Regions from separate parts of the Homo sapiens genome. Here region 1 is linked to region 2. The links are chromatin loops, found by intact Hi-C in ENCODE. Cell type or tissue: PC-3. All regions are shown on one strand.

Region 1 (5,000 bases), 190 kb after region 2:
AAGATATAAATCCAAGTATATTAGTAATATCAATAAATGTAAGCAACTAATGGTATGTTTTGAGGGGAGTAAAGCAGAATGGTTAAATTGAATATAAAAAAATCCATATACTGCAGAAAGGAGACAAACCAAGGAAACAAAAAAGATGAAAGTAAAAGAATGGGAAAAGATGTTCCAGGCAAATACTAACCAAAAGAAAGCTGGTATAGATACATTAGAAGCAATGATATTTTAATTATCACCGGTTTATTATTTGGCTTTAAGGCAAAAATCCTGTTTAGGGATAAAGTGACCACATAATGATAAAGGGTTAAATTCTCCAGGAACATACAACAGTTTAAACCAATAGCAACACAATACTAGAGTCTTAAGGCCCATGCAACAATGAAACAAAACATGACTGAATTATAAGAAGAAATTGAGAAATCCACAGTTATGATGGGAAAGTTCTCTCAGTGAACAATAAATAAAGCAAACAAAATTTAGTAAGGCCATGATACAGGTGAAGAACACAAATGATAAAGGAACCTTCATGTAGTGAATATACGTAGAATCCTTAACCAGACAATGAGCAAATACATATTTTTACATGGAATATTTGTGAAAATTGACCGTGCGTTACCTAGACCTAGGGCAAATTTCAAAGAATAGGTATACAGACCACATTTTCTGACTACAACAAAATCAAATTATAAATCAAAAACAAAAATAACTAGGATATATACATAATATTTTTAAAACACTTTTGAATAGCTCATAAGTAAAAGAAAATCATAATAGGAGTTAGAAAACATTTAGGACATACCAATATTAAAATATCATACATAAAAATTTGCAAATTAAGCTAAAATAATACAAAGAACAAGTGTTATATCCTAAAATGCTTATATAAGGAGAAACCTAAAAACTTCATCTTAAAGAGTTAGAGAAATTATAGCAAAATAAATTCTGAGAAAATGGAAGAAGAAACTAACAGAAAACAAATTAATGAAACACAGAACAAAAGGGCAACAAACATAATTTAAAAACCTAAAAAATACTACAAACCTCTGGCAAGAAAAAAAAGCACAAACATTATTAGGACTAAAAAAGGAAACATATAACAAATTCAGCCTAAATTTTTAAAAATTGTAAGAAAGACTTCTAAATTTTTATGTTCCTCAAAACAAACTCTCAAGAGATATAAAGCAAAATGGGAAGAATATTCTAATCCAACTAGAAACTAACGTTAAAAAATAATAGGAAGAACTTAGAAGAGAAATAAAGAATTCTATAATCACAAGAGGGAAATTTGAATACATCTTTTTCAGTTATTGACAGAAATAGCCTTCAAAAAGTTAGTAAAACTATAAAAGATTTGAACAATGTGATTTACAAATGTGGCTTAATAAACATACACAGAACGCTGAAGTATGGGATTGTTGTTACCATTCTGATAAAAATGTTTTCTAATGTTTCATTAGAATATTTCTAATATTTCATTGTGATTTTGCCTTTTATACACAGATTATTTAGAAGGGAAGATTAGAAAGGAAGAAATAAAACCATTTTCATTCACAAATAACATGATTGTCTATGTAGAATATCCAAATAGCTTTTTAAAAGAAAAGAGAAAAACTCCTAGAACTAATATAAGTGAGGTTAGTAAAGTCACAGGATGTAAGATCAGCACTGCTGAGCTTAATATTTTGCTGTTGCCATCTTGAAATTCTGAATAATTTTTGAACAAAGGGCTTCACATTTTTATTTTGCACTGAGTTCCACAAATTATGTAGCTAGTCCTACCTAAGATGTCATAGTAGCTGTGGTCCTTATTCAAGAGTTATCTAACTGCAATGTCCACATTAGCTTTATTTCCAACCATAGTCATTGGAAAAATTTGCTCAGTGCTTTACTCTGAGAATTTGTCATTGATTTTATTTATATGTTATTCTCAAAAAGATGGTTCTTCAAAACCACCTCCATGAGAGACTAAGAAGGCCAATGGGAAACCTGCTTTGCTCCTCATACGCTATTCTTTCATGACTCCAAACTCTTCTTATCCCAGTATATCCAAGCTGCTCTTGATGGATCACACATTGCTGCACTGCTAGCAATTACACATGGCTCTATGTACAAATCTTCAACGGTTGGATCACACTTTAGGACGAAATAGGACTGAATGAAGTGGACAGCAAATGCTGACTTGCCCCTGACACCTCTTTCAATCTCTTGTCCATATCCTTGGAATGTTGCTAAGCCCACACTAGCCCACAAAACCCCAATCCCTAGGTCCAGCTCCAGATGTCTGCCTGGCAGGCTGATAGAGAGTAATCAGGTGAGCCTCCAAAAGGGCGAGTTCACTTAGGGGTACCACTGCACCAGAGGCTGGTCAGGGTTCTTTGAGGGATAGAGATGTGTGGTATCTGGCTGGAACATGTGGTAGCTAGTGAGGGGCTCTCTCCTCAGCACCTGCTCCCTCTTAATATCTTTGGATTTAACTTACTGTTGTTTTTGTTGTTGTTGTTTTACTAACTTATTGGAATGAATGCTTAATTAATTTATTCTCCTTTTTTCCTAATATATTCTTACAAGCCTATAGATTTTCTTTTAAGTACTATTTTGGCTTCATCTCAGATTTTGATACATAGTATTGTTGTTACCATTCTGATAAAAATGTTTTCCAATATTTCATTGTGATTTTGTTTTTTATACACAGGTTATTTAAAAGTGTGTTTTTATTCATTTCCAAACATATGGGGTTTCTCTAGGTTATTTTTGGTTGATTTCTAGCTCAGTGGCATTATAGTCAGAATACACACTTTGTATGATTTCAATCGTTGAAATTTGTTGAAACTTGCTTTATGGCCCTGTCCAAAAAAAAATGGTTCATGGTTTACAGTCATCATAAAAATGGTCAATTTTTATAGATACTCTATGTGCTTGAAAAGCATGTGTATTGTGTAGATATCTTTGCTTTCTTCCTGATTTTAGGAATAAGCCTTTCAATCTTTCACCATTTTGTATAATTTAGCTATAAGGTTTTTGTAGGTGCATTTTATGAGGTTGAGAAAGTTGCTTTCTTATTCCTAGGCTGCTGATAACTTTTATTATGGGGGCATTTGAAGTTTGTTAAATGGTTTTACTGTATCAATTGATATGATCATGTGATTTTTCTTCTGTGGTTATTATGGTGGACTATATTGATTGGTTTCCAAATATTGAAATAGTCTTGCTATTCCTGGATAAACTCCATTGATCCTGATATTTTATTTTTTTCATATATTCCTGGGTTTGATTGCTAATATTTTGTTGAGGATCTAAGCTCATGAGGGATACTGGTCTGTAATTTTCTTTTCTTGCACTGTCTTTGTCTGGTTGCCAGAATCTCTGAATACAATGTGTATTTGTCTTATTAATATTTTTCTTTCTGCTGCATCAGTTTTTGCTTCATGTATTTTGGAGCTATGTTATTTGGTGCATTTCCCCTAAGATTGCTATGCCTTCGTGATGGACTTATTCCTTTATTGATGTGTAATATTCTTTGTCCTTAGAAATTTTCTTTGCTCTGCAGTCCAATTTATCTAATATTCATATAGCCATTTCTGAGGATTATAAGCTCCTATCACTTATGAACATAAATTCAGAAATTCTTTAAAAAGTAGCAAACTTTGTTCAGTAATATCTGCAAAGATGATATATTATGACCATGTTGTATTAATTTCAAGGATGCCGAGGTTTACTTTTAGAAAATAAGAGATTAAAGGAGCAAGTCAAATTGTCTCAGTAAATGAAGAGAACAATTTTGATAGAAATTCCACATTCACTTGTAATTAAACACACCTTTTAGCAAGCAGAAGAAATATTAGTGTAAATAATACTAACTGCTCTAACAAGCAAAGCAAAAATCTCCATGGCTTACTGGTGGTAGTGATGGAGGCAGTGAGCATGGCGGTACGATCTGTGGTGCGATGCCTGGCAGAGCCTTTAGTGGTGTCTACTTTAGAGTAGCTATGCAATCTCCAAAACTGATTCTTTGGCTCTCTGGGGAGTCTGCGAGCTACACAATATCCTTTATTACACCTATTTTCTGCTTAGTCTTGTGAGAATTAGTTTCTATTGTTTCCAACTAAGAATTCTGACGGATAGAAAATGTGGTGCCTGATGTGTACCACATCAGTGAATAGTAAGGACTCAAATATTTCAAATTGGAAGGTTGATAACCTTTATTATATTGCGGCAAAATATTTATCAATCTGTTGCCTGTTGTCTTTTGAGACATTGACCATATGCCAACCGTATGGCATATGTTAGAAGACATACGGAAAAAAATCACATTGATGGGGCTCCTTTTTGCAGAGTTCAGCAAAGTTCTAAGGAAGATAAATAAACTCAGGCTAGGAGAGAACCACATCAAGGTCATGGCCATCACATAATTAGCTAAGAACTCTGAAATAAGGTACACTTTTGGGTTTCTAGAAAGTTTTAAATGTGTAGTACCATAAAAGCTTGATGTGCCCAATTCTTGTCAATATTTCCTCATCAGAATTGTTGTGTGATTTTTAATACATAGAGTTGACCAAAATAAAAACCTTCCATTTAGTTTTGAAAGATCTGTATTAGCAAAAGCGCCACCAGTCTGGACTAAAAGGGACTGACTATTCAAGATATAAAAAAAAACTTCTAAGCTTCAGACTTCATATGGAAAGAAAGAAAAAAGATAAGGCTATTCAGCCACCAAAAAGTGCACATTCTCCAAAGTGCCCTTTTCAGACGGGCACTTCAGAAGGACATAACCCAAGGAGTGTTATGGAGAAGAAAAGACCTTTCAGAGGATGGATCCAAGAGTCACCGAGAGCAATGAACTGATGCAGAAATGTAAGCTTATTGTGGGAAAAGTAGAAATAGAGATGAGCAAAAAGAAATACCCTCTCATCCTACCACCCTATCAGAGACACAGTTAACCTTGAATGATTTGGTGTATAGGTTTCCAGACTTTCCCCCGTGCCACCAATAACTCG
Region 2 (5,000 bases):
CACCCTGGATGCAGAAAGGAGCTGCTCCCTGCGGGGCTCCTCTGAATTGTCCTATTGCTCATAAAGCTCCTTTTCATCTTGCTCACCCTTCACTTACCTGCATACCTCATTCTTCCTGGTTGCAGGACAACAACTTGGAACTTGCTGAATGTCAAGGGTAAAAAAGCTGTAGCACAAACAGGACTGAAGCATGCCTCTTGCTCACCGTGTTGTAGGCAAAGAGAAGGAGAGAAGAGCTGCAGCCCTTCGGGGAGCCCATACCTGGGAGCTCCCTGAGCCATAACTATGACTGCCTCTTTGGGGCTCTGTGGTTTCTGGCATCTCCAAGCTTCCGGGTATCACCACGTTCCCCACTGCCAGCCATGGAAGCTGCTTGCAGTGAGCCTGGTCTGGCCACAGCCTCGCAGAGAGCTGGTGCCCATGCCAGCATGTGGAGCCGCCTGCCCCGCTGTAGCAGCTGGCATGTCTGACTGTACACAGTGGCCAGACCCCATGCTTGCTCACATACCCCTCACTGTTCCATGCCTGACTCACCCTTAGCAGACATGGGATCCGGGCCTTTGGGAGGCATGTGATCCAGGCCGGTAGTGTGAGCTGAGCGCAGCCTACCAGGCTGAGTGGGCAAAATGAGCCTAGTGAGTTTGAGCAAAACTTGGGCAAAGGTGCCACCAGCCACAGAGGTTTCTAGCCAAAAAGCAACACTCCAATGATTCCATAACAATGGGACCTAATTAAACTAAAAAGCTTCTGCACAGCAAAAGAAATAATCAGCAGAAGGCTGGACACGGTGGCTCACTCCTGTAATCCCGGCACTTTGGGAGGCCAAGGTAGGTGGATCATTTGAGGTCAGGAGTTTGAGACCAGCCTGGCCAATATGACGAAGCCCCGTCTCTACTAAAACTCCAAAAATTAACAGGGTGTGGTGGCTCATGCCTGTAGTCCCAGCTCCTTGGCAGGCTAAGGCATGAGAATCGCTTGACCCCAGGAGACTAAGGTTGCAGTGAGCTGAGATTGTGCCACCACTGCACTCCAGTCTGGTTGACAGAGTGAGACTGTCAAAAAAAAAAAAAAAAAAAAAAAAGAAGAAGAAGAAAAGAAATAATCAGCAGAGTAAAAAGATAACTCACAGAGTGGGAGAGAATATTAGCAAACTATACATCCAACAAAGGACTGATATCCAGAATCTACAAGAAACTCAAACAAATCATCAAGAAAAAAAATAATAATCCCTTCAAAGAGTGGGCAAAGGACATGAACAGCCAAGTCTCAAAAGAAGATATGCAAATGGCCAACAAACATATAAAAAATGCTCAATATCACTAATTATCAGGGAAATGCAAATCAAAACCACAATGTGAAACCACCTTACTTCTGCAAGAATGACAATAATTTAAATATCAAAAAATAACAGATGGTATCGTGGATGTGGTGAAAAGGGAACACTTTCACACTGCTTGTGGGAATGTAAACTAGTACAATCACTATGGAAAACTGTATGGAGATTCCTTGAAGAACTAAAAGTAGAACTGCTATTTGATCCAGCAATCCCACTACTGGGTACCTACCCAGAGAAAAAGAAGTCATTACATGAAAAAGACACTTGCACAAGCATGTTTATAGCAGCACGATTTACAATTGTAAAAATATGGAATCAGCCTAAACGCCCACTAACTGAGTAGATAAAGAAAATGTGGCATTCTACTCAGCCATAAAAAGCAATGAAGTAATGGCATCTGCAGCAACCTGGATAAAGTTGGAGACCATTATTCTAAGGGAAGTAATTCAGGGTTGGAAAACCAAATATCATATGTTTTCACTTGTAAGAGGGAGCTAAGCTATGAGGACACAAAAGCGTAAGAATGATATAATGGACTTTGGGGACTGTTGGGGGAAGGTCAGGAAGGGAGGGTGAAGGATGAAAGGCTACACATTGGGAGCCGGGCATGGTGGCTGCTTGGCACGGTGGCTAATGCCTGTAATCCCAGAACTTTGGGAGGCCAAGGCAGACAGATCACTTGAGGCCAGGAGTTCGAGATCAGCCTGGCCAACATGGTGAAACCTCATCTCTACTAAAAATACAAAAATTAGCCAGGCGTGGTGACAGGTGCCTATAATCCCAGCTACTTGGGAGGCTGAGGCAGGAGAATCGCTTCAACCTGGGAGGCGGAGGTTGCAATAAGCCAAGATTATGCCACTGCACTCCAGCCTGGGTGACAAAGTGAGCCCTTGTCTCAAAAACAAAAACAAAAACAAAAAACCCGATGGCTACACATTGTGTACAGTGTACACTGCTTGGGTGATGGGTGCACCAAAATCTCAGAAATTACCACTAAAGAACTTTCCCATGCAACCAAACACCATCTGTTCCCCAAAAACTATTGAAAAAAGTATTTAAAACACAAGAGTCAAAAAATAATTTAAACGTTTATGAAGTACAGTAAGCTAAGGTTAATATATTATTCAAGAAAAAAATCATTTTTACACATTTAATGCAGCCTAAGTGTATAGTATTTATAGAGTCTACAGTAATGTCCTAGGCCTTCACATTCACTCACTACTCACTTTCTGACTCACCCAGGGCAACTTCCAGTCCTGCAAGCTCCATTCGTGGTAAGTACCCTATACAGGTGTACCATTTTTTAATCTTTCATACCATATTTTTACTGTACCTTCTCTACATTTAGAAAGATTTAGATACACAAATACCATTGTGTTACAATTGTCTACAGTGTTCAGTACTATAACATACTATACAGATTTGTAGCCTAAAACAGTAGGCTATATGATATAGCCTAGTTGTATCATCTAGATTTGTGTAAGTACACTGTATGATATTTGGACAAAGATAAAGTTGCCTAATGGTGCATTTCTTTTCTTTTTCTTTTTTATAGTTTCTTTTTTTTTTTTCAGACAGAGTTTCACTCTGTTGCCCAGGCTGAAATGCAGTAGTGCAAATATTGGCTTATTACAACCTCTGCCTCCTAGGCTCAAGCGATCCTCCCATATCAGCCTCCCGAGTAGCTGGGGCTACAGGCAACACAACCACACCCAGCTAATTTTTGTATTTTTTGTAGAGACAGGGTTTCATCATGTTACCCAGGCTGGTCTCAAATTTCTTGGCTCAAGCCATCCTCCCGCCTCAGCCTCCTAATGTGCTGGAATTACAGACATCAGCCACCATGCCCGGCCTGGAACATTTCTTAAAAACATATTCTTGTTATAAAGCGACACATGACTGTGCATTCAATGGAAAATTATTCAGTCATTAAAAGAATGAAATTCTGGCCAGGCATGGTGGCTCATGCCTGTAATCCCAACCTTTGGGAAGACAAGTTGGGTGAATCACCTGAGAGGTCAGGAGTTTGAAACTGGCCCGGCCAACGTGGTGAAACACTGTCTCTAATAAAAATACAAAAATTAGCCAGGCATGCTGGCACATGCCTGTAGTCCCAGCTACTCTGGAGGATGAGGCAGGAGGGAGAATTGCTTGAACCCAGGAGGCAGAGGTTGCAGTGAGCCGAGATCATACCACTGCACTCCAGCCTGGGTGACAGAGTGAGACTCTGTCTCAAAAAAAAAAAAAGAAAGAAAGAAAACACGGAAGGAATGGAATTCTGATACATGTGAAAAATGAGTGAACCTTGAAAACATTATCTAAGTGAAATAAGCCAGACACAAAAGGACAAATTTTGTGTGATTCCACTTACATGAGGTACCTCAAATAGGCAAATCCATAGAGGCAGAAGGTAGAGTAGAGCTTAAACAATGGTAGGGGGAAGAGGGGAGGGAGGGAACAGAGAGTTATTGTTGAGTGGGTATAAAGTTTCTGTTTGAGATAATTAAAACATTCTGGAAGTAGATAGTGGTGATGGCTGCACAACACTGTGCATGTACTTAATGCCACTGAGTTGTACGCTTAAAAATGGTTTAACTGGTGGCGGAACATGGTGGCTCATGCCTGTAATCCCAGCACTTTGGGAGGCCAAGGCAGGCAGACCACTTGAGGTCAGGAGTTCAAGATCAGCCTGGCTAACATTTTAGTGAGACCCCTGTCTCTACTAAAAATACAAAAATTAGTCAGGTGTGGTGGCATGTGCCTGTAGTCCCAGCTACTCGGGAGGCTGAGACAGAAGAATCACTTGAAGCCCGGGAGGTGGAGCTTGCAGTGAGGCGAGATCACACCACTGCATTCCAGACTGGGCGACAGAGCAAGACTCCGTCTCAAAAAACAAGCAAACAGAAAAAGGTTTAAATGATAAATTTTATGTTATGTATATTTTGCCACAATAAAAAAAAGAAAACTCAATTTGAAATTGTATTATGGAAATTTCTAAGCATATACCAAAGTTAAAAGTATAATGGACTTCCATGTATCCATCACTAGTTTCAACAATTATCAATTCCTGGGCAAATTCTGCTGTTTTACCCACCACCGTCCCTACTGGATTATTTTGCAGCAATATCCAGGCATTTTATTCTCTGCAAATATTTGAGAATGTTTTTCCAAAATAAATTAAGCATTTTTTTTTTTTGAGACAGTGTCTCACTGTGTCGCCCAGGCTGGAGAACAGTACTGTGATCTCGGCTCACTGCAACCTCCGCCTCCCGGGTTCAAGCAATTCTCCTGCCTCAGCCACTGAAGTAGCTGGGATTACAGGCACGTGCCACCATGCCCGACTAATTTTTGTATTTTTAGTAGAGACAGGATTTCGACATGTTGGCGAGGCTGGTCTTGATCTTCCGGTCTCAAGTGATCCACCCGGCTTGACCTCCCAAAGTGCTGGAATTACAGGCTTGAACCATTGTGTCTGAACATAGTAAGCATTTCTTTACCAAGGATTTCCTATTCCTCCTCAAAACCCACATCAGATATCACCTCCTCTGTAAGACCATTTGTTTCCCATTTCCCTTAGAAGCAGCATGACCCATTCCTCTCTATGAGTATTGACAACTTCTTACCTATCCCTCTGAACCATGGTTTCTCAATCTTGGCACTGCAA

The links. Hi-C counts contacts between places; a loop is a spot of excess contacts. Peaks named below come from ENCODE experiments on the same cell type or tissue, not always from the same donor. Only the 100,000 strongest peaks of a DNase experiment are listed, where the experiment ranks them.
Region 1: it touches region 2 in a loop (10-fold over the local background); 98 of 110 quality-filtered maps call a loop at or near these places.

The regions. Positions count from the first base shown.
Region 1 is chr18:36,276,935-36,281,934 of GRCh38, forward strand. No RefSeq gene overlaps it. Among named protein-coding and RNA genes, the nearest start is that of FHOD3, 18 kb to the right of the region's middle. In PC-3, no CTCF peak of the experiment used is centred here; no DNase peak of the experiment used is centred here.
Region 2 is chr18:36,085,878-36,090,877 of GRCh38, forward strand. No RefSeq gene overlaps it. Among named protein-coding and RNA genes, the nearest start is that of RPRD1A, 21 kb to the left of the region's middle. RefSeq lists an enhancer at 435-988. In PC-3, no CTCF peak of the experiment used is centred here; no DNase peak of the experiment used is centred here.